Regions from separate parts of the Homo sapiens genome. Here region 1 is linked to region 2. The links are chromatin loops, found by intact Hi-C in ENCODE. Cell type or tissue: ascending aorta. All regions are shown on one strand. Each heading gives the region's core, and the rest is flanking DNA. Links, peaks and the distances in the headings are about the cores only.

What was found. Hi-C counts contacts between places; a loop is a spot of excess contacts. Peaks named below come from ENCODE experiments on the same cell type or tissue, not always from the same donor. Only the 100,000 strongest peaks of a DNase experiment are listed, where the experiment ranks them.
Region 1: it touches region 2 in a loop (3-fold over the local background); 4 of 110 quality-filtered maps call a loop at or near these places.

Annotation. Positions count from the first base shown.
Region 1 is chr17:31,783,934-31,793,126 of GRCh38, forward strand. No RefSeq gene overlaps it. Among named protein-coding and RNA genes, the nearest start is that of COPRS, 71 kb to the right of the region's middle. RefSeq lists an enhancer at 3,970-4,470. In ascending aorta, for the core only: no CTCF peak of the experiment used is centred there; a DNase peak (open chromatin) is centred at 4,518; H3K27ac peaks cover 1,704 bases.
Region 2 is chr17:31,695,211-31,703,287 of GRCh38, forward strand. No RefSeq gene overlaps it. Among named protein-coding and RNA genes, the nearest start is that of MIR365B, 120 kb to the left of the region's middle. RefSeq lists an enhancer at 669-1,169. In ascending aorta, for the core only: no CTCF peak of the experiment used is centred there; DNase peaks (open chromatin) are centred at 481, 741 and 1,231; H3K27ac peaks cover 2,500 bases.

The DNA.
Region 1 (9,193 bases), core at 2,987-5,486, 92 kb after region 2:
CACAGCCGTATTCTACCAAAGGTACAAGGAGGAGCTGGTACCATTCCTTCTGAAAATATTCCAATCAATAGAAAAAGAGGGAATCCTCCCTAACTCATTTTAAGAGGCCAGCATTATCCTGATACCAAAGCCTGGCAGAGACACAACAAAAAAAGAGAATTTTAGACCACTATCCCTGATGAACATCGATGCAAAAATCCTCAATAAAATACTGGCAAACCAAATCCAGCAGCACATCAAAAAGCTTATCCACCATGATCAAGTGGGCTTCATCCCTGGGATGCAAGGCTGGTTCAACATACACAAATCAATAAATGTAATCCAGCATATAAACAGAACCAAAGACAAAAACCACATGATTATCTCAGTAGATGCAGAAAAGGCCTTTGACAAAGTTCAACAACACTTCATGCTAAAAACTCTCAATAAATTAGGTATTGATGGGACGTATCTCAAAATAATAAGAGCTATCTATGACAAACCCACAGCCAATATCATACTGAATGGGCTAAAACTGGAAGCATTCCCTTTGAAAACTGGCACAAGACAGGGATGCCCTCTCTCACTTCTCCTATTCAACATAGTGTTGGAAGTTCTGGCCAGGGCAATCAGGCAGGAGAAGGAAATAAATTGTATTCAATTAGGAAAAGAGGAAGTTAAATTGCCCCTGTTTGCAGATGACATGATTGTATATCTGGAAAACCCCGTCGTCTCAGCCCCAAATCTCCTTAAGCTGATAAGCAACTTCAGCAAAGTCTCAGGATACAAAATCAACGTGCAAAAATCACAAGCATTCTTATACACCAATAACAGACAAACAGAGAGCCAAATCATGAGTGAACTCCCATTCACAATTGCTTCAAAGAGAATAAAATACCTAGGAATCCAACTTACAAGGGATGTGAAGGACCTCTTCAAGGAGAACTACAAACCACTGCTCAACGAAATAAAAGAGGATACAAACAAATGCAAGAACATTCCATGCTCATAGGTAGGAAGAATCAATATGGTGAAAATGACCATACTGCCCAAGGTAATTTATAGATTCAATGCCATCCCCATCAAGCTACCAATGACTTTCTTCACAGAATTGGAAAAAGCTACTTTAAAGTTCATATGGAACCAAAAAAGAGCCTGCATTGCCAAGTCAATCCTAAGCCAAAAGAACAAAGCTGGAGGCATCACGCTATCTGACTTCAAACTATACTACAAGGCTACAGTAACCAAAACAGCATGGTACTTGTACCAAAACAGAGATATAGACCAATGGAACAGAACAGAGCCCTCAGAAATAATTCCACATATCTACAACTATCTGATCTTTGACAAACCTGACAAAAACAAGAAATGGGGAAAGGATTCCCTATTTAATCAATGGTGCTGGGAAAACTGGCTAGCCATATGTAGAAAGCTGAAACTGGATCCCTTCCTTACATCTTATACAAAAATTAATTCAAGATAGATTAAAGACTTAAATGTTAGACCTAAAACCGTAAAAACCCTAGAAGAAAACCTAGGCAATACCATTCAGGACATAGGCATGTACAAGGACTTCATGTCTAAAACACCAAAAGCAATGGCAACAAAAGCCAAAATTGACACATGGGATCTAATTAAACTAAAGAGCTTCTGCACAGCAAAAGAAACTACCATCAGAGTGAACAGGCAACCTACAGAATGGGAGAAAATTTTTGCAATCTACTTATCTGACAAAGGGCTAATATCCAGAATCTACAATGAACTCAAACAAAGGTACAAGAAAAAAACAACCCATCACCAAGTGGGTGAAGGATATGAACAGACACTTCTCAAAAGAAGACATTTATGCAGCCAAAAGACACATGAAAATATGCTCATCATCACTGGCCATCAGAGAAATGCAAATCAAAACCACAATGAGATACCATCTCACACCACTTAGAATGGCGATCATTAAAAAGTCAGGAAACAACACGTGCTGGAGAGGATGTGGAGAAATAGGAACACTTTTACACGTTGGTGGGACTGTAAACTAGTTCAACCATTGTGGAAGACAGTGTGGCGACTCCTCAGGGATCTAGAACTAGAAATACCATTTGGCCCAGCCATCCCATTACTGGGCATATACCCAAAGGATTATAAACCATGCCGCTATAAAGACACATGCACACGTATGTTTATTGTGGCACTATTCACAATAGCAAAGACTTGGAACCAACCCAAATGTCCAACAATGATAGACTCGATTAAGAAAATGTGGCACATATACACCATGGAATACTATGCAGCCATAAAAAATGATGAGTTCATGTCCTTTGTAGGGACATGAATGAAGCTGGAAACCGTCATTCTCAGCAAACTGAGAAATGGACAAAAAACCAAACACCGCATATTCTCACTCATAGGTGGGAATTGAACAATGAGAACACATGGACACAGGAAGGGGAACATCACACACTGGGGCCTGTTGTGGGGTGGGGGGAGGGAGGAGGGATATCATTAGGAGATATACCTAATGTAAATGACGAGTTAATGGGTGCAGCACACCAACATGGCACATGTATACATATGTAACAAACCTGCACGTTGTGCACATGTACCCTGAAACTTAAAGTATAATTTAAAAAAAGGAAGTGAAGGACAATAAAAAAATAAAAAAATAATAATAAAAAAAGAAGTTGGGAAGAGGCAGGGACCCCTGACTGGTTTGGGAGACTCCAGGGCTTTGCCATCAGGGTTACAGCCTTCCACCAGGGTCAAGCTGTGGACACAATGATTGGTCTGTCCACAATACCTGAGTCTATGATCTGCCATCTGAACCCACTATACTATGAAATGGATTATTATTTCAAAGCATGAAGAAAATACAGGAGAGAAGTCATAGGGACCGAACATCCAATCCATTCCCCTGCCTCTAAGGAGGACTTCATCCAACCAACTCCAAGAAGCGCAAATCAATGGAGCAATGAAAATTGGACACAATTTTTAAACCATAAGCAGAGATCTCTTAAGACCCACCATGTCCTTTCAAATCCAAGTTCCCTTTTATTTCTTTCAGAGATGACTTGAGGCCTGTGTGACCCAATCACATCACTGGAAAACACCCTCATCTCCCCTGTGCTGCTCTGGAAGAGTCATCACCGGCCTGGACAGAGTCTCCACTGTGACATTTGGGAGTTTATTCTAGATATTTCTCATATTTGAAAATACAAAGCCCGTTGTTATCAAATTGGCCCAAGGCTTCCAAGACGAAGAAGCATTTAATCCTGGGGCTGCTTCTATAAATGTAACAATTATCCCAAGTCATGTAAGTGTCTTGGAGAAGTAATAGTAATAATGATGATGATGATGATGATGATGATGATGATGATGATGATGATGATAAGAGCCAATATTCATTGAGTGTGCCGGTCTCACAGTGTTTTACTTGTTTCAACTCCTTTGATCCTCCTAACTGCCTGGAGAGGCAAGAATTATTATCGCCCTCATTTTACCAAGATTGAAAGAGAAGCATCAAGAGATTTAGTAATTTCCCAAGGTACACACAATAGTAGGCAGAAGAGCCAGGATATGAAGCTACACAGTTTCAGGGTTTGAAGTCTTACGGAATTCAAGTTCAAATCCGGGTCTGCCACTTCACATACGCATGATCTAAAGAAAATGATTTCATGTCTTTGAGCTTCAGTTTCTCCCTAAAGAAAAAAAAAAGAAAAAAATCTCAGTTTATCCTAAAATGGGGGTGGCAATACCTACTTCTCTAGAAGTTGTTGAAAATTAAATAGAATACTCTGTAAATTTCTCAGCATGGGCCTGACACATAAAAGGGCATGGGTTCCCTTCCCTTCCCCTGTGTGGATGCAGGAAGTGAAGGCAGAGGCTGGGGAAGAGGGGGATTCTAAGGTCCTGGAACCCTAGAGAGGAAGCTTGCTGACTGCAGGAAATTTCAGACAAGGAGACAATTCTTGGGGTCTATTGAGATATGACAGGAACATTTCTAGAACAGGATCCCAGACGTCTCATACAATAGTAGTAAGAGGAATAGCCTAACCTTCATGCAGTTTACAGAGTACTTATATGTGCAGTAAGACTGTGATTGACACCATGGGTGCCTGAGGCAGGGCTCCTGTGTACAGTTGTGTAGGTTGCACACTGAAGCCGCCCAGATGGAGCCTACTTTTAGGGAGTGGTGGCATGGAGGGCTTGCCTGGTCACTTAAAGGAATCTTCGAGGGTCACAGGGGAATGAAACAGGGGGCTGAGCAAGTAGCAGTCAACATGCCCTTCCCAGTACAGGATAAGTGCTTGATAGATACTTGCTGAGTGATTAAATGATGGCTGGGGGAGTTGCCAGACTGGAGGCAGGGAATCGTGATTACAACAACTGAGGTGCAGGCTGGGCACTGGAATGCTTTCATCCTCTCCTTTTTGACTGCTGAGCACTTGCATCACTTCCAGTGTCTTGCTGTTGGAAACACTCAGCCTCACACGTTTTGCCCGGGCCTGTGCCTGGCTCCATCTGCCTCTGGCATTTCTCCCCACTTTCTGAGTCAGACTGGGGTGGGGAAAGGCTCCTTTAAAGGTGCCTAAGGAGAAGTGGCTGAGAAGCACTTCCTGGCACAGCCCTCGCCCTGGAATCAGAAAGGGCAGAGAAGACACAGCTCGTCTGCCCCAACTCCACCCCAGCTCAGGTCCAGGTTGCCTATGCATGTGAAACATCATCCTGCATGGAAAGCCACCTGATAAAAAGTGGTTCCAAGCAAAATTCATTTTTATTTGCCCACATCCACTTTAATACAAGTCATCACTCAGCATTCACACCCCACAGCCACCATCCATCTCGATGGATACCAGCTACCATCCTCCTAGAGCCACGGGCCAGAGCCAAAGCTCACTGCCCCAACATGCCCAAGTATCTCAATGTCACCTTTATGGCATTTAATCTATTTAACACTTATGAAGAACCAGAGGCTCCTAGGGCCTAATATTCAAACTAAATCTTGAACCCCAAATGAGAAAGAACCAGCCTCTCTGAACCCTGAAATGAAAATCTAAAGACAATTTTTTTCCTGAACCACGAACCAAAGCCAAATGTTCCCAAGAAATATCCAATGAACTATTTTGACCATGACTGTGAGCTTTGAAGTTAGTAAAACTGAGCCTCATTTCCCTATCTGTAGAATAAGGATAAAAGTGACCTCATAGAATGGTTTTGAAGGTTAAGATGAGCAACAGCTTATGGTCTCCAGATGGTCCCTGATACAGACTCAGCCCATCAGCATTCTTCTCCTAAAGCATTCCCCTTCTGTGTGGCAACCATTATTAGAGTGAGAGAAGGATGGCTTTGAATTTAAACACATCTCATGACCAGACACAGTGGCTCACGCCTGTAATCCCAACACTTTGAGAGGCCGAGGCGGGCAGATCACTTGAGTTCACAAGACCAGCTTGGGCAACATGGTAAAACCCCGTCGCTACTGAAAATACAAAAAATTAGCAGGCATGTTGGAGTAGGCCTGTAGTCCCAGCTACTAAGGAGGCCGAGGTAGGAGGATCACTTGAGCCGGGGAGGCAGAAGTTGCAGTGAGCTGAGATTATACCACTGCACTCCAGCCTGGGCAACAGAGCAAGACCCCATCTCAATAAATAAATAAACAAATAATAAATAAAAATACAAAAATTAGCTGGGTGTGGTGGTGCACACCTGTAATCCCAGCTACTTGGGAGGCTGAACCCACAGGCAGAGGTTGCAGTGAGCCCAGATCATGCCAATGCACTGCAGCCTGGGCAACAGAGTGAGACTCTGTCTCAAAAAATAAATAAGTAAATAAATAAAAATGAAAAGACACCTTGCTTCCTGGTTGCGTGACTCTTCCCTCCATTTGAACTCAGTTCTCACACATGGAAGGTGGGGTAATAAGAACCTTCACAGAGTCGTGTTCAGTACTTCCCTACCTTCATCAAGTAGCTTGCATTCCCCAGGGGCCATCTCCAATGTGCTCACAAACAAGCGGGGTAGTGTCTGGGTGGTGTTTGAAGGGATTTCCCCTCCTCTGGCTCCAGGGATTCCCCTGTGATGACACTGCACCTACAGAAATCCTGCCCCCTCCTCTGCCCACCTTACCAGTCTCTGACCAAGGGGGTCTGGTGGAGAGCACCACACCACTCCCCGCCTTTCTCTTATGGGGGTACCAACTCTACTCCGCTCATGCCCCCAACATCTTAAACAGTTTTAGAATTTGTCCTCACAGTTTTCACTCAAAATGAGACAAAGCCAAGGGACAAATCAGAGGGACAGTGGCCACACAGTACCCAGCATCACTCCTTGCTCCGCTTGCTAGGCCAAGCTGTCAAGGCTGGTTCCTGACACTTCCTTTAACGGGTTCACTGTGCAGAGATGCCCCACTAGTTCACCAGATGTGCTTGAACCCAACTCAGTGCGAGATGGGACCAGTGCTGTAACTCGTTACTTCCACCATCGTCAGTGAAACTTCCAAAGTCAGTGAACCGCAACACAGTAGGAAGACCTAAATGTTCCCTGAGCCGAACTTGAGCTGGTCTCTAGATGAGTGTGACATCTTCTTAGATGGAAGAAGGAAACTTAAAGTGTTTTAAAACAAATTTTATGTGTAAAAGTCATCAAAATTATAATACAATTAGAATATGAACATCTTAATAGAGATTTCATGATATTAGAGAATATGTTCATTTTTTGTAGGTGTGAAAATGGTATTGTGGTTTTGTTTGGTTTTGTTTGTTTCTTTGAGACAAGGTCTCACTCTGTTGTCCAGGCTGCACTCCAGCGCGATCATAGCTCACTGAAGCCTCAACCTCCCGAGCGCACGCAATCCTCCCTCCTCAGCCTCCTGAATAGTTAGGACTACAAGTGTGCGCCACCATGCCTGATTAGTTTTGTTCTTGTTTTTTGTAGAGACAGGGTCTTGCTATGTTGCCCATACTGGTCTCAAACTCCTGCCTCAGGTAGTCCTCCCACCTCTGCCTTCCCAAGTGTTGGAATTATAAGCATGAGCCACTGCACCTGGCCTATAATAAAAAGTTTTTATACCAGTTCTTTTAAGGTATCCACTAGATCTCAACTTCTGAAACCAGCCCTAAAACTGGACCTTTGAACTATACTGAGGCTAGCTCTTCTGTCAAAACTACTTGCCTGGCAGGCAAAAAAAAAAAACCATGCTATTCCCCCTCTCTACTCAAGAACCTTCCATGGCTCCCCATTGCCTTCACAATACAATATTTTTTGCCTCTCCTTTAAGACCTGCCACATTCCATCCCAGTGTAGCTTTCCACTGTTCTCTGCCTAGCCCCACTGAGAATGCCAAGCCAACGCAATATCAGACAGCATATGCCCCTCTGAAAAGGCCTGCATTTTCCCGTCTCTGATTCTGAGCCTTTGATCACCCTGTTCCTACCATCTAGAATTCTTTCCCTATTTTTTTTTTATTTATTTTTATTTTTAGACAGAGTCTTGCTCTATTGCCCAAGCTGGAGTGCAGTGGGAGTGATCTCGGCTCACTGCAACGTCCGCTTCCTGGGTTCAAGTGATTCTCCTGCCCAGCCTCCCAAGTAGCTGGGACTACAAGTGTATGCCACCATGCTTGGCTAATTTTTGTATTTTTAGTAGAGACCAGGTTTCGTCATCTTGGCCAGGCTGATCTCAAACTCCTGGCCTCAAGTGATCCACCCGCTTCAGCCTCTCAAAGTGTTGGGATTACAGGCGTGAGCCACTGTGCCCAGCCAAACTTTCTTAAATAATTCTTATATAGAAAAATGAAATAGAAGGACTTTCACTTCCAATCAAGGTGAAATAATAGAGACCAGATTTATACTCCTGACTGAAGCAACCAAAAAACAGACAAAATATATGAAACAAGAGTTTTCAGGGCATTGGACATGGTTAACAAAGGACAGTGATTCCTGAGTAGGGGGAAACAGACCAGGCAAGCCCCCCAGTTGTCCAGTTACAGCTCGGGTTTTCAGGCCACAACGCAGCAAAGGAAAGGCAGCTGGATCTCACAGGACAGAGTACCAGAGAGGAGAGAACTGTGCAGAGAGAGCTCCAGAAATGCTCAGTCTCTTGACTCTGTCCACTTCTCTCCATCCCCACTGTCACTACCTGATCCCAGACCACCATCATCTCTCATGAGGATGCCTGCAGCATCCCTTCCATCTAGTCACACTGCACAGATAAACTCATCCCTGAAGGCACTGCTCTACTTCCGGGAGCTCCCCATTGTCATCGGGATAAAGTACAGACTCCCCACTTCGGCTTTTAAGGCCTTTTATGATCTGGCCCTGCCTGTTTTTTCCAGTTCTCTTTTATCCCTCCCCAACGTCACATTTCACATAGAGTCAATACTTGCTATTTCTGAGTTCTCCATACTCACTCTTGCCTCTAGGCTTTTGCACATGTAGTTTCCTCTACTTATGTTTCCATCTCTTTCCTCCACTCCTTTGTGGTATCTCCTTGCGGCCACTTCCTCTGAGAGGAAGTCTCCCTAACCCCACAAGACTGCACCAGATACCCCTCCTGGGGGCTCCCGTAACTCTGTGTCCCTCCTTCTAACACTGCCTGAGAAATGTATGTCTATCCATCTTCTGCCATAGGCAGTGAGCTCCCTGAGAGCAAGGACTTGATGATATTCCCTGCTGGGTTCCCAGCACCTAGCACATAGTAAGCACTCAATAAACACTTATCAAATTATCGACTGCCTCGATGGTCACATGCTATCTTACAGCAGTCAGCACATGATCCGTCTGCCTCCAAAACCCATGTCCTTTTATTCCTCTGGAACACACAGGAGGGGCTGGGGAGAAGGCTATGGACTGACAGTCTTTGGAAGTTTACCTTCAAGCCTACCCTAATTGTGTGTGTGTGTGTGTGTGCACATTTAGGCAACCTCTACTTCCATTCCCCTAATGCATGGTTTCCAACCATGGCTGCTCTTTGGAATCATCCGGGAAGCTTTAAAAAACACTGATGCCTGGGTCTCACCCCCAGAGGTCCTTATTGGATGGTCTGGACTGTGGCCTGGGCCCCCCCACCAGGTGCTTCTACTCATCCGGCAAGGCTGAGAAACGCTGCCTTGAGAGTTATGATCCCTTTTCAGCATGGCTCCTATTCACCCTTCAAGACCCAGGACAAATGTCACTCCTTGGAGAAGACTTCCCAAGACACTCACGCACATCCCAGAATTAAT
Region 2 (8,077 bases), core at 135-2,634:
AACCAAACCAACAACACACACACACACACACACACACACATATACACACAGCATTCACATGAGCATAATGTTCAAATTTCCATTATCTCAACTGGTCCTCCAACCAGCCCATGGTGGACACACGGAATCATCCCATTTGACATATGTGAAAACTGAAGCTGAGAGATTTTGTCAGGAACTGAGGCATCTGAGTGCTACAGGGTTCTGCTGAGAGTAAACTGAAATCTTGTTCTCTGACCAATCCTGCCAAGAGACCAAGGAGAAGGAAATCACAGAAGACAGTCCAGGACGAGTCATTCATTCATTCATTCTGCATTTATGTGTTGACCACCTACTATGAGCAGACCCTGTTCAAGGCAGAGATTTAGAGGCAGAAAGACAACAATCCCTGGCTTCAAGCTGGGGAGACAGACGAGAAAACAGATGGTGACTCAATACTTCTGTAAGTGCCAGGGAAGCCCAGAGGCCTTGGTGCAAGGATGCTGGGATGGGAGGGGCTGCACTGCTAGGAAAGGAAGCTTGAGGTGCAGCGCTACACCCCTGAACATGAGCAATATCTTCCCCATTCTGGTGCTCTTATCAGGACAGGGCAGCCAGACACCAAGACACCTGTGGGTGTCCTGCCGACCCAGACAGCCCCGTCAACAGACCTTGTGCTGTCCACTTTCTCTGCAACCTCAATAGCAAGCCCCGGCCAGACACTGCCAATGGGCTGAGGTCTGGGGACAGAACCTGGACCCAGCATGAGTCAGGCTCAAGACAGTCTCATCCTTGCTAGCAGCTCTGCGTGACCCGGGCCACTCAACTCACACCCCTGAGCCTTGATTTCTTCATCTGTCCAGTGGGGTCAGGCCTACCCCTATAAGCCACCAGGAGAATGAAATGGGGTCATGTCCATGGCAGGGCTTTTTCAGCCGTGAATCTCTTTACGAAGAGCAGAGGCTTTTTGTCCAAGGCTCCTGGTGCATTCCCAGCACTGAAGTTCGGGACAGTCCTCGCCTCCCGACAAAGGCAGTGGATGAGTTAATTCTTAAGCTCTTCAGCCCGTGGAGAGCAGAGGCAGAGCAAAGGGCAGGCCTAGAGGCCTCTTTTGGAAATGACAAGATCCATTTAGCAATCAATTAGCACAGTCCCCAGGCTCCGGGCCTGCACACTCGGCAGAAAGAATGCGTCCTGCTGCACTGATTAGAAACAGATGCGCTGGCAAACAGAGCTGGCCGAGCAGGGCCGGAATTCCTGGGCACCCAGCTCCTGGCTGGGAGACGGGATTTGTTATTACATTCTGGGCACCGACACAGGGAGGGAGGCCAAGGAAACCAAGCTAAGAGAGCAGCCTGCCTGGAGAATGTCTACCTTTGAGAAGATTCAGAGGCAGGAGGGGGAAGAATGTTGACTCTGTTAGAAATAATCTGGGATAAAATTAGTTCAGCCAAATACAGAATATGACTTTTGACCAACAGATGCTAAAATTCCAAATGTGACAAGGCCGACAGATGAGGAAATGAGTGACTTGGGAGCTTGGCAAGTGGCAGGAGGCCTGAAATCTCTGGTGTCTTGGAAAATGACGCCCCCATTGCCAACCTCATTTACAGAGCTATTGTGTACAGGGCCCCGCAGCAAGCCCTTCGTGTGCTATCTCATTTATTGATCACAGCCACCCTCTTATTTCACCCATTTTGCAGATGAGAAAACTGAGTCACACATAGGTCCAGCAACTTGCCTAAAATTGCACGGCTAGTAAGTAGCAGATCCAGCGCTTAAAGCCAGCTGTCTGACTTGAGAGGCCCCTCTCTTGGCCATGATGGTATTAATTCCTCTTCTTTCAATTCATTCCTTCTCCCTTAACAAATGAAAGGGCAGCTTTGAGCTCCTCTACCACAGTCTCGAAGCACTGCAGGAAAGGTCCACTGCAGTGTCCCTAACAGTGGTCAGCAACCTCGGTTATACTCTCCCAGTGACGAGGGGCTCACTGTCTCTTAAGGCTATGCTGCCTCTAATCTTGGACAGTTTGCAAGGTTGGCCAGTCTTTCTTCTATTAAGCCAAAAGTTGGGTCCCTGCAAGCTTGAGGCGTCCCCCAGCAGTGCTGCTTCTGCCCTCCAGATTCCCTTAGAAGGCAACTAATTCTTTTTCCCTAGGACCATACCAGGCCATAAGGATGGCCCTATCTTTATTTTTTTAAGCAGAATAGCCTCTGTTTGAGCAGCTGCTGCCAGCACGGGCAGCTGTGGTGCTCTCATCTCATCACCGACACATTCCCCTGACACCTTCCAACCCATCGATGTCCCTGGTGGGTCCGGGCATGGACGTGAGGGTCAACCAGGTCTCCCATCTCCCAGCAGCACAAAATGGAACAGCCTTTAAAATATTATTTTAATATGGTTTGTTTGCCATTACAAGAAAGATACATTCTCACTAAAGGAAACGTAGAAAATGCAGTGAGCAGAGCAAAAGTGCCTCCCCAGAGAAAGAAAAATCACCCATGATTCCACCTCCAGCCTTTTTTGCTATGCTTCATTTTTAACCTTGCTTCGTTTATTCTATAGCTACACATCGCATCCTACCCCAAAACTGGAGAGACAGACAGGAGTACACAGAAAATCACAACTTAGCAGGACAGAAAACCTGAGCAGAAACCACTGTGGGAACCAGTATTGGGGCAGGAAAACCTGAACCGTAACTGGTAATTGCTGGAGTCTCAGCGTGGACGAGTCTGAGAGTAAAACCCCGAGGGAGCCCAGTTGCAGGCGAGCCCTCACTCTTGTGTGAGTCTTATCTACAGGAGCTCTAACAGCTTCTCACAGTGATGATCAGAGAAAAATCCAGTGTTCCCAGCAGGAGGAGGTGAAAAGTAGCCATTCTGAAATGCACCAGAGCATTCTGTTCTCTGTAAGAAGGATGGCCGGGCGTGGTGGCTCACGCCTGTCATGCCAGCACTTTGGGAGGCTGAGGCGGGTGGATCATGAGGTCAGGAGTTTGAGACCAGCCTGGCCAATATAGTGAAACCCCATCTCTACTGAAAATACAAAAAAATTAGCCGGGCCTGGTGGTGGGCCCCTGCAATCCCAGCTACTCGGGAGGCTGAGGCAGGAGAATCGCTTGAACCCAAGAGGCGGGGGTTGCAGTGAGCCAAGATCACGCCATTGCACTCCAGCAGGGGTGACAGTGCAAGACTCCATCTCAAAATAAATAAATAAATAAATAAGGACTGCGCTCAATACAAACTGTTTTATCATAGCCTAACCTACTGGGGCTTTATGAGAGCCCAATAACCCGGGGGAAGAGAAATAGCCAACTCTAGCCCCCTCTAGCCACCCTTTTCCACCTAAGGAGGGGGTACTGAGAATCACTTGTGAAGATCACAGCCCAAGGGCACAGGCTCACCAACAGACTGAGGCCTAATCACAGGACTATCGAACACTTCCTTTCCCCGCAGCATCTGACCACCAAATCACTAAAGGCCTGTTGACTACAGTTCCATTTACCCAGTACATCATGTCTGGCCATCAAGAAAAAAATTACAAGGCATACCAAAACACAAAAAAACACAGTTTGAAGAGACTGAGCAAGCATCAGAACCAGACTCAGACATGGGAGAAATGTTGGAATTAAATCAGACCAGAAATGTTTAAAAAACTATAATTAAGATGCTAAGGGCGACCAGGCATGGTGGCTCATACCTGTAATTCCAGCACTTTGGGAGGCCAAGGTGCTAGGATCACTTGAGACCAGGAGTTTGAAACTCGCTCTGGCAACACAGCAAGACCCCTGATTCTACAAAATATTTTAAAATTAGCTGGGCATGGTGGTACGTGCCTGTAGTCCCAACTATGTGTGGGAGGCTGAGGTGGAGGATCGCTCGAGCCTGGGAGGTCGAGGCTGCTGTGAGCCCTGATCATGCGCCACTGCATTCCATTCTGGGCAACAGAGCAAGACTCTGTCTCAAAAAAAAAAAAAAAAAAGCACTCTTCATTTCTGTTACCACGCTTCTGATCTCTAGCAGAGAATCATACAAACAAAAACTGAGGGAATTTGTTGTTAGTAGACCTGCCTTGTGAGAAATGTTAAAAGAAGCTTTTCAGAGAGAAGGAAAATTATATGTCAGAAACCTGGATCTCCATGAAGAAAGGAGAAGCACTAGAAAAGGAATAAGTAATGGTAAAATAGAACCACAGGATGTCACAACTGGAAACACTCTTAAAGATCATCCTCTCAAGTTGTGGATGGTAGAGCTGAGTCCAGAGAGGGCAAGTGACTTGCCCATGGTCACACAGTGGCGGTGCCTGGCCAGGAGCCAAGGGCTTCCGGCTCCCAGCTCAGGGCTCTCTCCACTGCCACGCCCACATGGCTCAAAGTGAGTATACTCCCAGACAGCCAGGGAGGGCTCAAGTTAGGACAAGGTTTGTTATTCTTTGACACTAAGAGGAATAAATCAATCAAGTCATTCTTAGCTAAAACAAGTGACCTCTTACCAAGAGTTCAAATTTAATCATAATAAATAAAAAGAGGGAATGGAAATCAGCAATGGTGCAGCAGACCACAGATGAGGTGATCTGGAAGCACACAGAGCACTTCCATTCTCCTCGATGGCCACTCTCTCTCTCGCTTTCCTTCTTCCTCTCTCCTACGCTCTCAGTTGCCACCACCAACAACCCCTTTGGGGTCATTAGACTTGCAGCTCTTGGGTATGAGGTACTGACATCTTGACACCTGGAGAAGAGAGTGGGCGCACAGGACCACACTCTCCAATCAAATCAGATCCAGAGGGCATGACTAGAGGGGGAAAGTCTTCCTATGACTGCTGGGACGGGTTAATTTGTGGAAAACAGAAATGTAAGTGGACAACAACATCTAGAAATCCCCTTTACCAGCACGGAACTTCCAGAGACTTAAGTTGCTTCACATCTCTGGTATCAGAGTCCTCATCTGTCCAATTTATTCTTTCAATGTATTCCACAAAAATTTCTTGAGTGCTTGCTGTGGGCCATGATCTGCTGGGCACTGGGGGACAGCCAAGAGGTTTAAAGATCTCGGTTACCAAGAGAAACTAAGAACAAAAGAAGAGAGGCTGGGCACAGTTGCTCGCACCTGTAATCCCAGCACTTTGGGAGGCTGAGGCTGGCGGATCACTTGAGGTCAGGAGTTCGAGACCAGCCTGGCCAACATGGCAAAACCTTGTCTCTACTAAAAATATAAAAATTAGCCAGACAAGGTGGTGTATGCCTGTAATCCCAGCTACTCAGGAGGCTGAAGGTAGGAGAATCACTTGAACTCAGGAGGCAGAGGTTGCAGTGAGCTGATATTGCACCACTGCACTCCAGCCTGGGTGACAGAGTGAGACTCTGTCTCAAAAAAAAAGAGAATATTAATTAAATACTTTTTTTCTTTTCAGGCATTATAATAGGCAAAAGGGACACAATGATTAACAAAAACAAATAGTAAGCCTCATGGTCTTGGAAATAGGATTCACTTAGATAACCTGAAAACTCTCCCACTAATAGGCACCTAGAAATTATGGATAAAATACAATAGCTGGCCTCTGAAAAGCAGAGCTAAGAGCTCAAGTGAGTAAGGAAATTCCCAGGGACCAAAAATTGAGAGAGGAGTAAATATCAAAGGAATAAGCTTTTGAGTTAATGCTGTAGTTGTATGGGGTGGGGGTAGGAGGTAGAGGGGAGTGAAGAGGTTATAAGGAAGCTTTTCTGCTCTATCCTAGTCTCTGAGTGGGAAAAAATCTCCCCCAAGGGCTGGAACTGTGGGGCTTCACCTCATGTCAGGTGAGAAAGTTTGATTGTACTCCTGCAGTCCAGGAACTCCCAAACTGGTCATGTAACCTAATGACTATCTTCAAGACAGTGACACCCCTAGGATTCCTGACAGTAACAAACACAAAACTACTCTGGAGGGCATGCTCTCAATGAAGGCTGCGTATGATTCCCACAGAGAGAGGGCTACCATAGATGAGCTCATAGTCCAAAATTACAAGTTATGTATGTGAGCAAGAATCAGACAGAGTAAGCAATAGATTTGATCAACCTTGCCAAATGTTCAACCATTAGAACAAACATAGAAACTTCAAAATAAGTAAGCCTTAAATAATTAACAACATAAAGGAAGGGGCTCAAAACAAGAAAAAGAAAGATGTCATTACAAAGAACAAGCATATTTGGAAAATGCCCAACTTGAACTGTAGAACTGTATTTTTCTGTAGAAAAATACAGAAAGCCACTGAAATGTAAAACCCAATAGATGAATTAAATAGCAGATTAAATGCAACTGAAGAGATAACTGGTGAGCTGGAAGATAGCTCTGTTGATAATGCATTTTATTGCTTCTTACGCAACAGAATGTTTTTTAAATTTAATTTTCTTCATTTCTTTTATTTTTAAAAATTAATATTTTTAATTGAAAAATCATAGTTGTATATATTTGTGGGGTACAATGTGATGTTTTGATATATGTATACAATGTGGAATGATTAAATCAAGATAATTAACATACCCATCATATCACCTCACTTGTTTTTGGTGGTAAGAAATTTGAAATTTACTCTTAGTTTTTGTTTTTCATTTTTTGAGACAGTCTCACTTTGGCCCCCAGGCTGGAGTTCAGTGGCGCAATCTTGGCTCACTGCAGCCTCAACTTCCTGGGTTCAAGAGATCCTCCTGCCTCAGCCCCCCACAAAGTAGCTGGGACTACAGGCATCCACCACCACACCTGGCTAATTTTTTGTATTTTTTGTACAGATGGGGTTTCGCCATGTTGCCCAGGCTGGTCTCGAACTCCTGAGCTCAAGCAATCCACCCACCTCAGCCTCCCAAAGTGCTAGAATTACAGGTGTGAGCCACCACGGCCAGCCCACTCTTCGTTATTTTGAAATACACAATACATTTACATTATAATTGACTTTAGTCATCCTGCTATGCAATAGACCTCCAAACTTATTCCTCCTACCTGAGGAATTCCAGCTCACCAGTTATTGCTTCAGTTGCATTTAATCTGCTATTTAACTCGGACTGTACAATTTGACCAATAACTTCCCCTTTCCTGCCCCCACTCCCAGCCTCTGATAACCATCATTCTACTCTCTACTTCTATGAGTTCAGCTTTTTAAAATTTCACAAACAGGCATATCTCAGAGATATTGTAGGCTTGATTCTAAACTGTCACAAAAAAGCAAGTATCACAATAAAGCAAATCACAAATTTGGGGGTTTCCCAGTACATATAAGTTTTGTTTACACTGTACTGTAGTCTATTAAGTGTGTAATAACATTATGTCTAAAAATGTGCATACCTTAATTTTGTTTTGTTTTGTTTTGTTTGAGACAAAGTCTCGCTCTGGTTGCCCAGGCTGCAGTGCAATGGCACCATCTCGGCTCACTGCAACCTCCACCTCCCGGGGTTCAAGTGATTCTCCTGCCTCAGCCTCCTGAGTAGCTGGGATTACAAGCGCCTGCCACCATGTCCAGCTAATTTTTGTATTTTTAGTAGAGACGGGGTTTCACCATGTTGGCCAGGCTGGTCTCGGACTCCTGACTTCAGGCGATCCACCCGCCTCAGCCTCCCAAAGTGCTGGGATTACAGGCATGAGCCACCGTGCCTGGCCACATACCTTAATTTCAAAATACTTTACTGCTAACATGATAACACAGAAATACAAAGTGAGATTATGCTGTTGCGAAAATGGTGGTGATAGACTTGCTCAACAAAGGCTTGCCACTAACCTTCAATTTATTTTTTAAAAAAAGCACTATCTGCAAAGCACACTGAAGCAAGGTACGCTTGTATAAGTGAAATTATTTGGTATTTGTCTGTGTCGGCCTTATTTCACTTAGCATAAGGTCCTCCAGGTTCATCCACATTGTCACAAATGACAGGCTTTCCTTTTTCAAGGCTGAATAGTATTCCATCATGTATATGTACCACATTTTCTTTATCCATTCATTTGTTGATGGACACTTAGGTTCATTCCATATCTTGGCTATTGTGAATAATGCTACAATAAACATGAGAGTGTAGATGTCTCTCCAATATACTGATTTCATTTCCTTTGAATATATACTCAGTAGTAGGACTG